Linked DNA regions of Homo sapiens: region 2 is linked to region 1. A link is a loop called in an ENCODE intact Hi-C map of the cell type or tissue named here. Cell type or tissue: Caco-2. All regions are shown on one strand. Links, peaks and the distances in the headings refer to the core of each region. The heading gives the core; the rest is flanking DNA.

Region 1 (5,357 bases), core at 292-5,291:
GAAGCCCCCACATCAGCCCTAAGGGAACTTCCCAAAGCTCAGCAGGTGCCTCTTCCTGCCATCCGCTAGGTCTTCTCTTGGCCCCTCTCCCAAGCCTTGACCCATAGCTGACACTTCTAGAAAAGTCTTTACCGAGAAACGGACCGGCTGCATGGGTGGTGAGGAGGGCAGTTGCCCAGGGCCTGGCATCAGAGGGGCCTGTGGCTAAGGCTGTCCTGAAATTCTTAATCATTTTACCTCTGAACTTGCGGGTTTTTGTTGTTGTTTTTTGAGGCAGAGTCTTGCTCTGTCACCCAGGCTGGAGTGCAGTGGTGCGATCTTGGCTTACTGCAACTTCCGACTCCCAGGTTCAAGCGATTCTCCTGCCTCAGCCTCCCGAGTAGCTGGGACTACAGAAGTGCACCACCACACCCGGTTAATTTTTGTATTTTTAGTAGAGACGGGGTTTCACCATGTTGGCCAGGCTGATCTCAAACTCCTGATACACCCGCCTCGGCCTCTCAAAGCACTGGGATTACAGGTGTGAGCCACCGCGCCCGGCCCTTTTCCTGCCTCCTAAACAAGTGGCCAGGAATTCTCCTCCTGCACCGGGTCCCCAGATTGTGTGGCAAGCCCTGCAGATGGCACAGGGGACTGGTTCTTCCTCGTGGAAAGCCAGGCCCGGACACCTCTCGGGCATCGCCTGTTGGGGTGACCCTCCCACACCCAGCCTGGAACCCTAGCCAGCTCAGCCTCCGTCCGCTGAGAAATCAAGGTGACCTTGTGGCTCAGCCCTCAGGGGGCACTCACCACACAAGAGTTCCCTTTCAAGACCCCCTGTTCGGGGCTGGGGCCCCCAGGAACGGTTGGGGCACCTTCCTGGGGCCCTGTTTTTCCCCAGGAGCGGGGCCTGGGAGCTGAGGGCGTCTCATCTCCCCACAGGCATCTGCTGCTGCTCCTGGCTGCCACTCACCCCTGTGAGATGCTGAGGGCAGGATACCTGTCTGTGCGGGGCGTGGGAAAAAGGGAGAAAGCCTGGCAGAGGGTTGGGGGCTAAGAAGCAAAGGGCGTGGAAGGGCCACCGTGCACTTTTGAAGTCTCTACTTGCCAGTGGCCACCCCACCTCTCCCTGCCCTCATCCAAGGACGGACAGGCCTGGCAGGTGGACCGGAGCTGTGGGGCAGAAGCATCCCAGGCCTGGCCTCAGAGGAGGGAGGCCATGGTGAAAGTGGAGGCTGTCTGCATCCACCTCCCCAGCCTTTGTCACCGGGACCTCAGCCTGACCCCAGGCCCACCCCAGGCTGCTCACCGAGGTGGGTACCCTGCCCACCGCCAGCTCAGATGCGGTGTGTGGACTCCCTTCTCTCTGGGGGTGAGCGGGAGTTCCCTCCCCTCCACATCAGGAGCTGGGGGAGAGCTGGAGGGCCCTGGGATCCCCTTGACCCTGGTCATCAGCCCCAGCCCTGACAGGCCCTGCGTGTGCCATGTGTGGCCTGGGTTTGGAGCTCAGCACCCTGCGGGAATTCTATTAAATCTCCGATTTTATCTGAAAACTTCACCCACATGTTGCATTGCTCTGTGAGGCGTCTGTGTGTGTCCAGGCAGCAGTAACAACGCTACTAATGCTGGCGGCCATCACAGGAAGCCAGTCCGAACGTCCCCCAAGGGCCTGTTTCACCCTCATGACACCAGGCGTGGCAGAGACGAGGAGCAGAGGCCTGGACCTCTCAGGGTCTCAGCAGGGGGAGGCCGGCCTGTCACGAGTGTTTGATGACCATGGAGAGGAGGTGGTGGAGGTAAGCGTGGCTGCTTCCAGGGGAAGGGCGGGCAGTGCTGGGGGAGGGGTTCTGTATTGATTAAGCACGTACTGTGTGCTAGGTCCTCTGTGGGCTTCATTTAATTTATTGCCACAGCCACGGGAGGGAGGGGTGGTTAGCGCTATATTTCAGATGAGGAAACGAGGCTCCGGTGAAGACACTTGTCTAGTCCTCTGGCTGTGGAAGGTGGGAAAGGGATGTCAACCTGGGCTCGGGAGAGATAAGGAAGCTGAGGCCTAGAGCCTTGTCAGGCCTGGAGCTGCTGTCCTCCCGCTGGGGCAGCACCGCCTGCCTTCATTTAGAGCAGCAGATCCTACAGCACCCGGGTCCTCACCTATCAAAGGCAGACACCATTCCTGACCACGTGATGGCCTGGACGAGACCAGTGTCTGGGTGTCTGGGTGTCTGGGTGTCTGGATGGGAACTGGGAGGGCCCGGCCAGGCCCGGCACATGGTGACTCTGCCTGCCCTTTGCAGCTGAGAGCTGGCCTCTCCTAGACCTCAATGTCCACTGACACCCAGTGCCCCTGCAACCTTCTCTTCCTGCCCCACGAAGGTGGCACTCTCCTGGGGGCCGCTCCAGCCCTCTGCCTGGGGAGCAAGCGGAGGGGCCTGGGACCCCACCTGTGTTCCTGTCTCTATCCCTCCTCAGCTGTCACCAGCTTTAATTACCCCGGCTCCATCCGCCCCGGCCCCTGCGCAGCTGGAGAGCCCCTTGGGCGGGCGCAGGGCCCCTCGCCTGGGCACGCAGCATTCCTGCATTCCTCCCCGGGGCCCACCGACCTGTCCTGCCGGTTGTGGGCAGCTTCCGGGTGCGGGGAGCCCGGCGTGTGTTTGGGGGGGTGCGCAGCTGCTGGATGGGGAGCCTGGAGAGAGCCCGGCTGTGCCCCGGGACTCCCAGCTGCGTTGCCCACATCCCTCTGCCACCCCGCATCACGACCGGAGCCTGGCAAGAAGTCAGTGATTCATCACTCGGGCCCTGGGGGCTGCCTGGAGGGGCTGGGGTGCTTCTAACAGCAGGAAAGGGAAGGCAAGAGAGAACCTTCCACAGTTGGGAGCAGCAAAGCGGCCCAGGAAGCCCCCCAACAGGATGGGACCATCTAAGGTTCCAGCCACCCCAACCCCCCGGAGCAGGGCCCCCAGCCTAGTGGTATGTGGATAAGCCCTGCCTGGGGTGCACCTTCTCGGGGAGACCCTCTGCTCTTTGGGCTACTGTCCTGGGGAGCCTCCCCCTTCCTGGGGCTGGGTGGACCAGCTGCGGAATGGCAGCTCCCCCTGGAGGGGCTGGGGAAGAAGTGGGGCGTGCTGTCCACCAGCTCCTCCCTACCCCGAGGCGCCCCAGATGATCTGCCTCCAGCTCCAAACAGGAGTAGTGGCCACCTGTGAGTTTCTCTGAGGCCCAAGTGGTCACTGCCGGAGCTGCCTGTGTCCCTGTGTCCGGACAGGCTCCTCTCCACCTCTGTGTTTGGGCAGCTCTCCCCTTGTGTCTGGAATTTTTAGAAAACGGAAAAAGTGTAGACAAAAGCAGGCTTTTTATCTCGCTGAATGCTCCAACACCCTCCCTAGTTACACCACGGTAGTGGAAGATTCAGAGGAAGTTTCCTCCTGGTGGCCGTGATTACCATCTGCAGTTCTTGTTCGGGGACATTGCAAAGGTCACATTGTCCGTCCAGCCCCGCCCCGCCCTGACGTTGCTCCCGGAGTGGGGACGGGCTCTGAACCACCCCAGCTCTCAGGGGCCCCGCCCTGGGTAACACACGTCTGCGGTGTTACCCACGACTGCCTGGGACCTGGCCAAGGGCTCCACACACCAAGACCAAGGTGAGGGGAGGTGGTGGGTGGGGACCAGCCCTGCCTCTCTTGGAGACCCCGAGGGTATGGCGCCAGGCCAGCCTGGAGTCGGGTGTGGGGCGGTTAGTGTGAGCATTACGTCTTCTTTTCCCTAAAGTGGCTGAAAATGTCCCCGGGGCCAGTCCCTCAGGGCACCCTGCTGGACTCAATGCAGCAGAAAGAGTTGGGGTGTTTGGCCGGGTGCGGTGGCTCACGTCTGTCATCCCAGCACTTTGGGAGGCTGAGGCGGGCGGATCACCTGAGGTCAGGAGTTGGAGACCAGCCTGGTCAACATGGCGAAACCCCATCTCTACTAAAAATACAAACATTAGCTGGGTGTGGTGGCAGATGCCGGTAATCCCAGCTACTCCGGAGGCTGAAGCAGGAGAATCACTTGAACCCAGGTGGCGGAGGTTGCAGTGAGCTGAGATCTCACCATTGCATTCCAGCCTGGGTAACAAAGTGCGACTCCGTCTCAAAAAAAAAAAAAAAAAAGAGAAAGGGTTGGAGTGTCCCATCCTCAGGGCAGGGGTCAGAGCTGCATCCCTGGGGTGCCCTGAGCTTGGGGGTCATGATAACCTTCACCCTGCATGCAGCCCAGGCCCACACCTAGAAGTCTTGTGGCCTTGAGCACACTGCGTTGCCTCTCTGAGCCTCGGTTTCTCCATCTATAAAATGGAGAGGGTAACAGTGAGAGATTGCTATTGGCTGGCTTCGTTCATTGGGCCCTAAATCAAACAGTGGCTTAAATACCAGAGGCTTGCTCAATGGGTGGTGGGCAGGCAGCCGGGCTGGGGCGGCGCCCCCCCCATCTCCACGGTGTCCCCACCTCTACAGTGCCTCCCCCTCTCCATGGTGCCCCCCCACCACGGCCTCCATCCCTGGGGTCCAGGTTTCATTTGTTCCTCAGCAAATGCTACAGAGCTTTTGTAGGCCCACCAGCAGGAGTGGGGTTGCCAGGCAGTGAGCTAGGGGGTGCTGGGAGGGCCCGAGGGGAGGCAGGGCGCATCCTGCAGGGTGCCTGTGAGGACCTGGGCTGAGGGTGGGTTTGAGCAGAGGCTGACATGGTCTCACCCTCTGGCTGCTGGGTGGGAACAGACCATGGGGAGGCCAGGACGGAAGTGAGGAGAACATGACGATCCCGGAGAGAGATAACCCGGATCGTGGTGGAGACACAGGAAGTGGGGAGAAGTGGTCCAAGCTGTGGATATCTGAACATGGACTCAACAGAATTTCCCGATAGATTGGATGAGGGGTGTGACTGAAAGGGAGAAGTCAAGGATGGTTCCATAGCAACCGCAGGAGCTCCAGCCATTGCATCTGCATTCCAGGCAGCAGGAAGGAGAAAGGAGGGAAGGTAAAAGACTACTGAAAAGCTTTCAGCTGGGGCTGGGCATGGAGGCTCACACCTGTAATCCCAACACTTTGGGAAGCCGAGGCTGGTGGATCACTTGAGCCCAGGAGTCTGAGACCAGCCTGGCCAACATGGCAAAACCCTGTCGCTACAAAAAATACAAGAATTAGCCATGTGCACCTGTGGTCCCAGGTATGATCTCACCACTGTACCTCAGCCTGGGTGACAGAGTGAGACCCTGATTCAGAGAAGGGGGAGGGGAAGAGGAAGGGGAAGGGGAAGGGGGACGGAAGGGGGAAGGGAAGGGGAAGGAGAAAGGGAAAGTGAAGGGGGAGGGGAAGGAGAAAGGGAAGGGGAAGGGGAAGGGGGAGGGGGAG
Region 2 (5,357 bases), core at 218-5,217, 77 kb before region 1:
CAGTCTCCTCGACAGACCTCGGACGAGGTTGTAAGTGTTTTAAAGAAACTAGAGCAGCAGAGAAGAGAGACTCAGAAGCCCGTGGCACGGCTTTCTCGGCGTCCCCTCCAGCGAGGGGGTCTCCATTGCTGCAGTTGCCGGTTTTGTCCAACCAGGTCAGGAGGCTGCCCGGCCCCCTCCCCACTCTCAAAGTTGCTTGTTAAACACAGAGTCGTAATTTGTGGCTAAATATAACTAGTGTGTTCTCACGGAAAGTATAATTCAGGGTGCTCATTGTATGAGGTTATCAACAAGACCCATCTGGGTTAAATTAAAGTGATTTTCATAAAGGGCAGAAGCGCCCCTTTGCCTGGTTTCCCCTGCCTTTTTATTAGTGACAGTGTTATTGTTGCAATTATTAGAGGGGATCAAGGAAGGTGGGAGTTGCCAGGGACCCCCAGGCTGAGGAGGGAGCCTCCCAGCCCCCCTCCACTCACCATTGTCCTGCTGCCCCTCCAGCCCCCTGGTCACTGTCACCTCTGCGGCTGGAGGGCTGGAGAAAGGCCCAGGAGCCCAGGGAACCTCCACCATGCCAGGCTGCCTTCCCTAAAGGCCGGCTCCTTCCCCCCAGGCAGCCAGTCTGGGGGTGGACCTGGAGGGGCAGGGTTCTCTGGGAATCTCTGGGCCAAGGGATGCGCTTTGGGGATCTGCTGGAATAAAGAGTAATCGGTTTTCCTTACAGGAGGTTGACCCGAAACAGCCCTCCGTCTTCCTGCCCATGAGGATGAGGACAGGAAGCCAGACCCGGGAGAGAAAGCCCAGATCAGACAGATGGGGGTTGGGAGGGCCTAGTGGCTGAAACTGCCCTGCTTGGGGACAATGCTCAGGCAGGACCAATCCAAACGAGGGCACTGCTTATGTGGTCCTTCCGGAGCATCCTCCAAGGCAGAGCCTGGCTTCGGGCCCTCCCTGCAAGGACACCTGCCTCCACTCCCTGCCAGACCAGGCCTGGCTGCAGAGGCGGAGGGGCGGCAGGGCTGCCTGTCTCCACTGTTTGGCGGTGTTTACACGTGTCGCTGTCAGGGTGTCTGGACAGTGGGGGTCGGGGGCCTCCCGGGCCCAGACTTCCCCAGGCCTATTCTCACACTGGTGAGAGGGCCCTAGGGGAAGGGTGTGGGCTGGGTGGCGGGGCCAGGCCAGCTGAGACCTACAGGACCGTGGAGCATTTAGGTCTCCCACCCAACTCCACCCGGTCCTCTGAGCATCAGTTACAGAGCCCAGGCAGCAGGAGGGCAGGGCCCAGCCCCTTATCACCCATCCTCAAGGCAGGCAGGAACCCTGAAGGCAGCTTCCACCAGGGGTTCCCTTAGCCCCCACCCTCCAAAAGCCCCAGACCCTGCCAGGCCTCACCCTGCCAGCATCGTGGCCCCAGCTGACGGCTCCCAAGGGCAGGTGCTGGCAACACAAGCAGGAGCCCTCGGGGCATCCCGCAGGGCACACACCAGGTCGCCCTGGGCTCCCCAAGCACCTCCCAGACCCAGCCCTTGGGTGGGTCCTGGCCCACAAACCCCCACGCCCTGCCCCTGAGATGAGCCCCACCGCCCACCTGCCCTCCAGCCCTGGAGACCTTTCTCCCCCTTGGCCATGGCTCCCATGGGGAGGCTGCAGGCCCTCCCTGGGCTGGACCAGAGGGGACAGACTGTCTCTCCCCTGCGACTTCTGGGGGCACTGGAGTCCTTGGCCTGGTTACCTTCAGCATTTATAGCCCTCCAGTGAGTTATTCCTCGGAGTTCTCACAGAGCAGCATGCGCCTGCGGCAAAGCCCTCACCTCCAGCCCCTGGACCACCTGACTGCTGCCTCCCGCCTGGCGCCAAACACGGCCACCGCCTCTTTTGTTAACAGGACAGTTGATCCATTAAATTAAAAATCATTCAATAGATTCATTTTTTTTTTCTGGCCTGAACAAATACGTATTCCATCTCAATTCATGAAGCATCAGTACCCGCTGCAGGGGTAATTCCCCAGGCGGGAGAGGAGTTTCGGGGAAAGTGCCCCCAAAGGGAGACTCCCCAGAAATCCCTTTCCAAGCAGCCAAGGCAGGCAGGCCAGAGGAGCCTGCCCCGGGCCAGGGCCCAGACCCACGCAGCCGCCCGCTCTCCCGGCCACTTCCGCCGGGGCCTTTCCGAGCGAAGTCCATTAGGGCCGGGTCTCTGCGCCTCCCCTACCCGGGGTCCGGGCAATACGCAGCCCCGACCACCGTCCTCGGCCCGGGGGAAGCGCAGACACACACTGGAGGCATTTTCTTCCCTCCGGAATTGATTGGTTTTTGTTTTTGTTTTAATAGCAGGACTTTTCCAAGCAAAAAGTCTCCTGAGGCGGGTGGTAAAAAAATCAAAGCCTCTACATCCAAGCCCGGAACAAAAGCCCTTTGGAAATCCCGCGGCGGGGCCGGGCGCGGGCGGATGCGGCGGGAGGGGCGGCCGAGCGCGCCCGGGACCCGCGTCGGGAGAAGCCGCGCAGCGCCTACCGCGGAGGTCGAGTCTCGGCGGCCCCACCTGCTCCGGAGTCGGCCCTGTCCCTCCGTCTGGGGAGGCGGCCGGAGGCGCCATCACCGCAAATTTATGGCCCGGGTGACGCGCTTCCTACTCCCACAGTGGGGCCCGGTGACATTAAACAGAAAATTGACGAGAGCGGAGCGAAACCGAATCCGTTTCCCTCCAGGCCCGTCCCCCTCGCTTTTCGGGGAGGGGACCAGGGACGGGAGGAAGGGCGTCCCTGAGTTTGTGCGCTCGGGAGCCCGTGCTGGAGGCTTCTCCCAGATTCCAGAGCCCAGGCAGCGTGCTGGGGGCGCGCGACCCCGCCCGGACCGCACCCCTTCGCCGGCCGCATTTCGGGCGGAACCTCGGCTCGCGTTCCACGCGCTCGGGGCGACCAGGCAGAGTGGGGCCCCGCACCCGGGTCGCTCCCGCTCGGAGGGCCCAGGCCGGATGAGGCTCCGACGCGCCCTCGGCCCTCCCTCCGCGCCCCAGCTCCGGGGAGCGCCCCGCTGCCTCCAGCACAGCGGGGGAGGGAGGACCCCGGCTGCCCAGCCCCCACCCTCGCCGCCGCGCCCCGCCCCCGGCCGGCGCAAGTGGGAGAAGAGAGCGAGTGACGAGCGGGGCGCGCCTGGGTGGCTGCCGGGGGTCGCTCCTCTGGCCTCGAGCGCCCCCTCCCTCCGCCCCCCGGCGCCTCCTGGCACCGAACCCGCCGCGCCGCCGCGTCCTTAAAAGCGCCGCCTGCTTTGCTGGCCTTTGGGCGCGCGGCAGGGAAGGTCACGCCGGGGTGGGGTCGGTGGCGCGGGGACAGCGACACTGCCGGGCGCCGGCATACCCCCTACCCCCGCCTCCGCCCCTCCGGGCACTTGCCGCCGCCCTGCAGGCCTGGGTCTTGCCGCACTTGTTCTGTCGTGCTGGGGCACACGGAGCCAAGACCAGAGCCGGCGCATGTGCTTGTCAGAGAGGAATCCAGGGAGCCCTGTGGGGGCTGCTTGGGGAAATGAGGCTGTCATCCCCGCGCCCCAGGTGCTCAACGGGGAGGATAAAGGAGCCCTGGCCTGCGGGAGGCAGCCCCAGGGGACGGACGGAGCCCTGGTTCAGAGCCCAGAGAGGGCATTGGAGGGCCAGGCCTCAGCCAACTCCATTTCTCCCCTCTCTGGCCTGCGTGGGCATCGGGGGCATGGTGGGTACCAGATCCTACCCTGCCTGCTCAACCCTCTAGACAGCCTGGGACACAGAGGGCATGGTGGCCATGCCCATTTTACAGATGAGCAGAAGGAGACTGTGAGAGCAAATAACGTGCCCTTGTTCACACTGAGGGCCTGGGTGCGTAGGCTCTGGATTCTTCTGGAAAACTAGTACTAGGGTTGGCTGACTTTTGGGCCTGGGACAACCCTAAGACTCCTGGCTGGGGCAGACATGATGCGTCCCGACTTCTGCCTTGTAGACCAGGAGCAGAACAAAATGGGCCTCATGACCAGCCATTGGGCGTCTTGGCCACAGCACCCACGGAAAGATGTGTCAGGGTCCAGCTCTTCCTGGGAAGCCCCTCCGAATGCTCCCGGCCAGCCTGTTTCTCTGGGATGAGGCCCCAGCAAGGCAGATCGCAGCCTGCAGCCGGGAGGAACTGCTAATATATGGCAAGAGTCTGGAAACCAGATTCCAAAAGGTCACGTTGGACTGGAACCAACAAGATTACGTTGAACAGGCTGGATGTGAACCTCCACTTTCAGGTTCAAAAATCAGTTGTAAAAATGCAGGCAGCTTCCCACTGAAGACTTGCTGGGCCAAGCTGCAGCTGTCTGCACCACTCAGGCAGTTCATCCACGCCCTGTCTCCCCAGCACAGGCCCTCTTGTGCATTTCCCTGAGCCCCAGCAGCTGAGCCTGCGCCCTGGGGTGGGAGTGGGGGATCCCGGGATGTCTGACCCGCTGTCTCTGATGTCAGGCCGGCTGGGGGAGGGGATGCAGCTGGAGACAGCAGAGAATGGGGTCCTTGTGCCACTGTCATCAGGCCCGGAGCTTCCATGAACACGGCTTTGTCTGCACCCATACCCCGTGGTGACCACGGGACCAGGGGATCAGTGGGCCTCTGAACAAGAGGGGCGTGCAGAGCGGCTTTTTGGCCTCAGTTAACTCTTAAATGGGTGTCAGAGGCACTGTCTTCCCCTAGCTATGCGCCTCGTGCCTGGGAGCCTTAGGGCCACACGGAAGGGTAGAAATCAGTTTCAGGTCAGGAGGTCTGGAACAGCTTTGTTAAACCCAGTTTTTTTCCTATGAAAATGGCTGCAGACACTGGGGGAGGGAGAGGGTGGCCCTGATCCCGATGACTCTGAAACATGCTTGGCCTTCCCCAGAGATTCCTGCTCCCAGCCCAGGCCCAGACGGCAACAGAAGCTCATGGTGAGTTCACCCCGGTCCTGGTCTGGCACCTCATTGCTGGGGAGGTCTCGGCAGTCCAGAGGAGGTAGCCCCCACCCTGGGCATCCATCCGCCCAGGCCCCAGCCTCCGCGGGAAGACCCAATTACAGAAGAGAGAAGTATGTGGAGACCCTTGGCTGAGGTTGGGGGTCCTGGAAGCTGGAGGTAGTGTTCCTGGGTATAGCATGATGGGTTGATGGGTGGGTTTTATTCTCTTTTTAAGGATTTTTTATATTTTTCAAATTTCCCTTTTGAAATGTATTCATTTTGCAATCAGAAAACAAAACAGGCCAGGCGTGGTGGTTCACACCTGTAATCCCAGCACTTTGGGAGGCTGAGGCGGGTGGATCACCTGAGGCCAGGAGTCCAAGACCAGCCTGGCCAACTTGGTGAAACCCCGTCTCTACTAAGAATACAAAAATT

Evidence for each region. Peaks named below come from ENCODE experiments on the same cell type or tissue, not always from the same donor. Only the 100,000 strongest peaks of a DNase experiment are listed, where the experiment ranks them.
Region 2: a loop joins it to region 1, with 5 times the contacts of the local background. A loop is called at or near these places in 56 of 110 quality-filtered maps.

The regions. Positions count from the first base shown.
Region 1 is chr17:81,307,445-81,312,801 of GRCh38, reverse strand. It overlaps LINC00482 (long intergenic non-protein coding RNA 482), which reads left to right and starts at 3,554. Exons shown (of 4, transcript NR_038080.1): 1 at 3,554-3,617; 2 at 4,958-5,172. It overlaps TMEM105 (TMEM105 long non-coding RNA), which reads left to right. Exons shown (of 3, transcript NR_165247.1): 3 at 1-1,537. RefSeq lists an enhancer at 3,131-3,190. In Caco-2, for the core only: CTCF peaks have their summits at 3,160 and 3,360 (motif pointing left); DNase peaks (open chromatin) are centred at 2,089, 2,584, 3,121 and 3,461; H3K4me3 peaks cover 1,072 bases.
Region 2 is chr17:81,384,688-81,390,044 of GRCh38, reverse strand. LINC03048 (long intergenic non-protein coding RNA 3048) reads left to right here and starts at 4,663. Exons shown (of 4, transcript NR_164137.1): 1 at 4,663-4,916. RefSeq lists enhancers at 425-982, 983-1,542, 1,543-2,102, 3,487-4,055. In Caco-2, for the core only: no CTCF peak of the experiment used is centred there; DNase peaks (open chromatin) are centred at 949 and 2,664; H3K4me3 peaks cover 1,861 bases.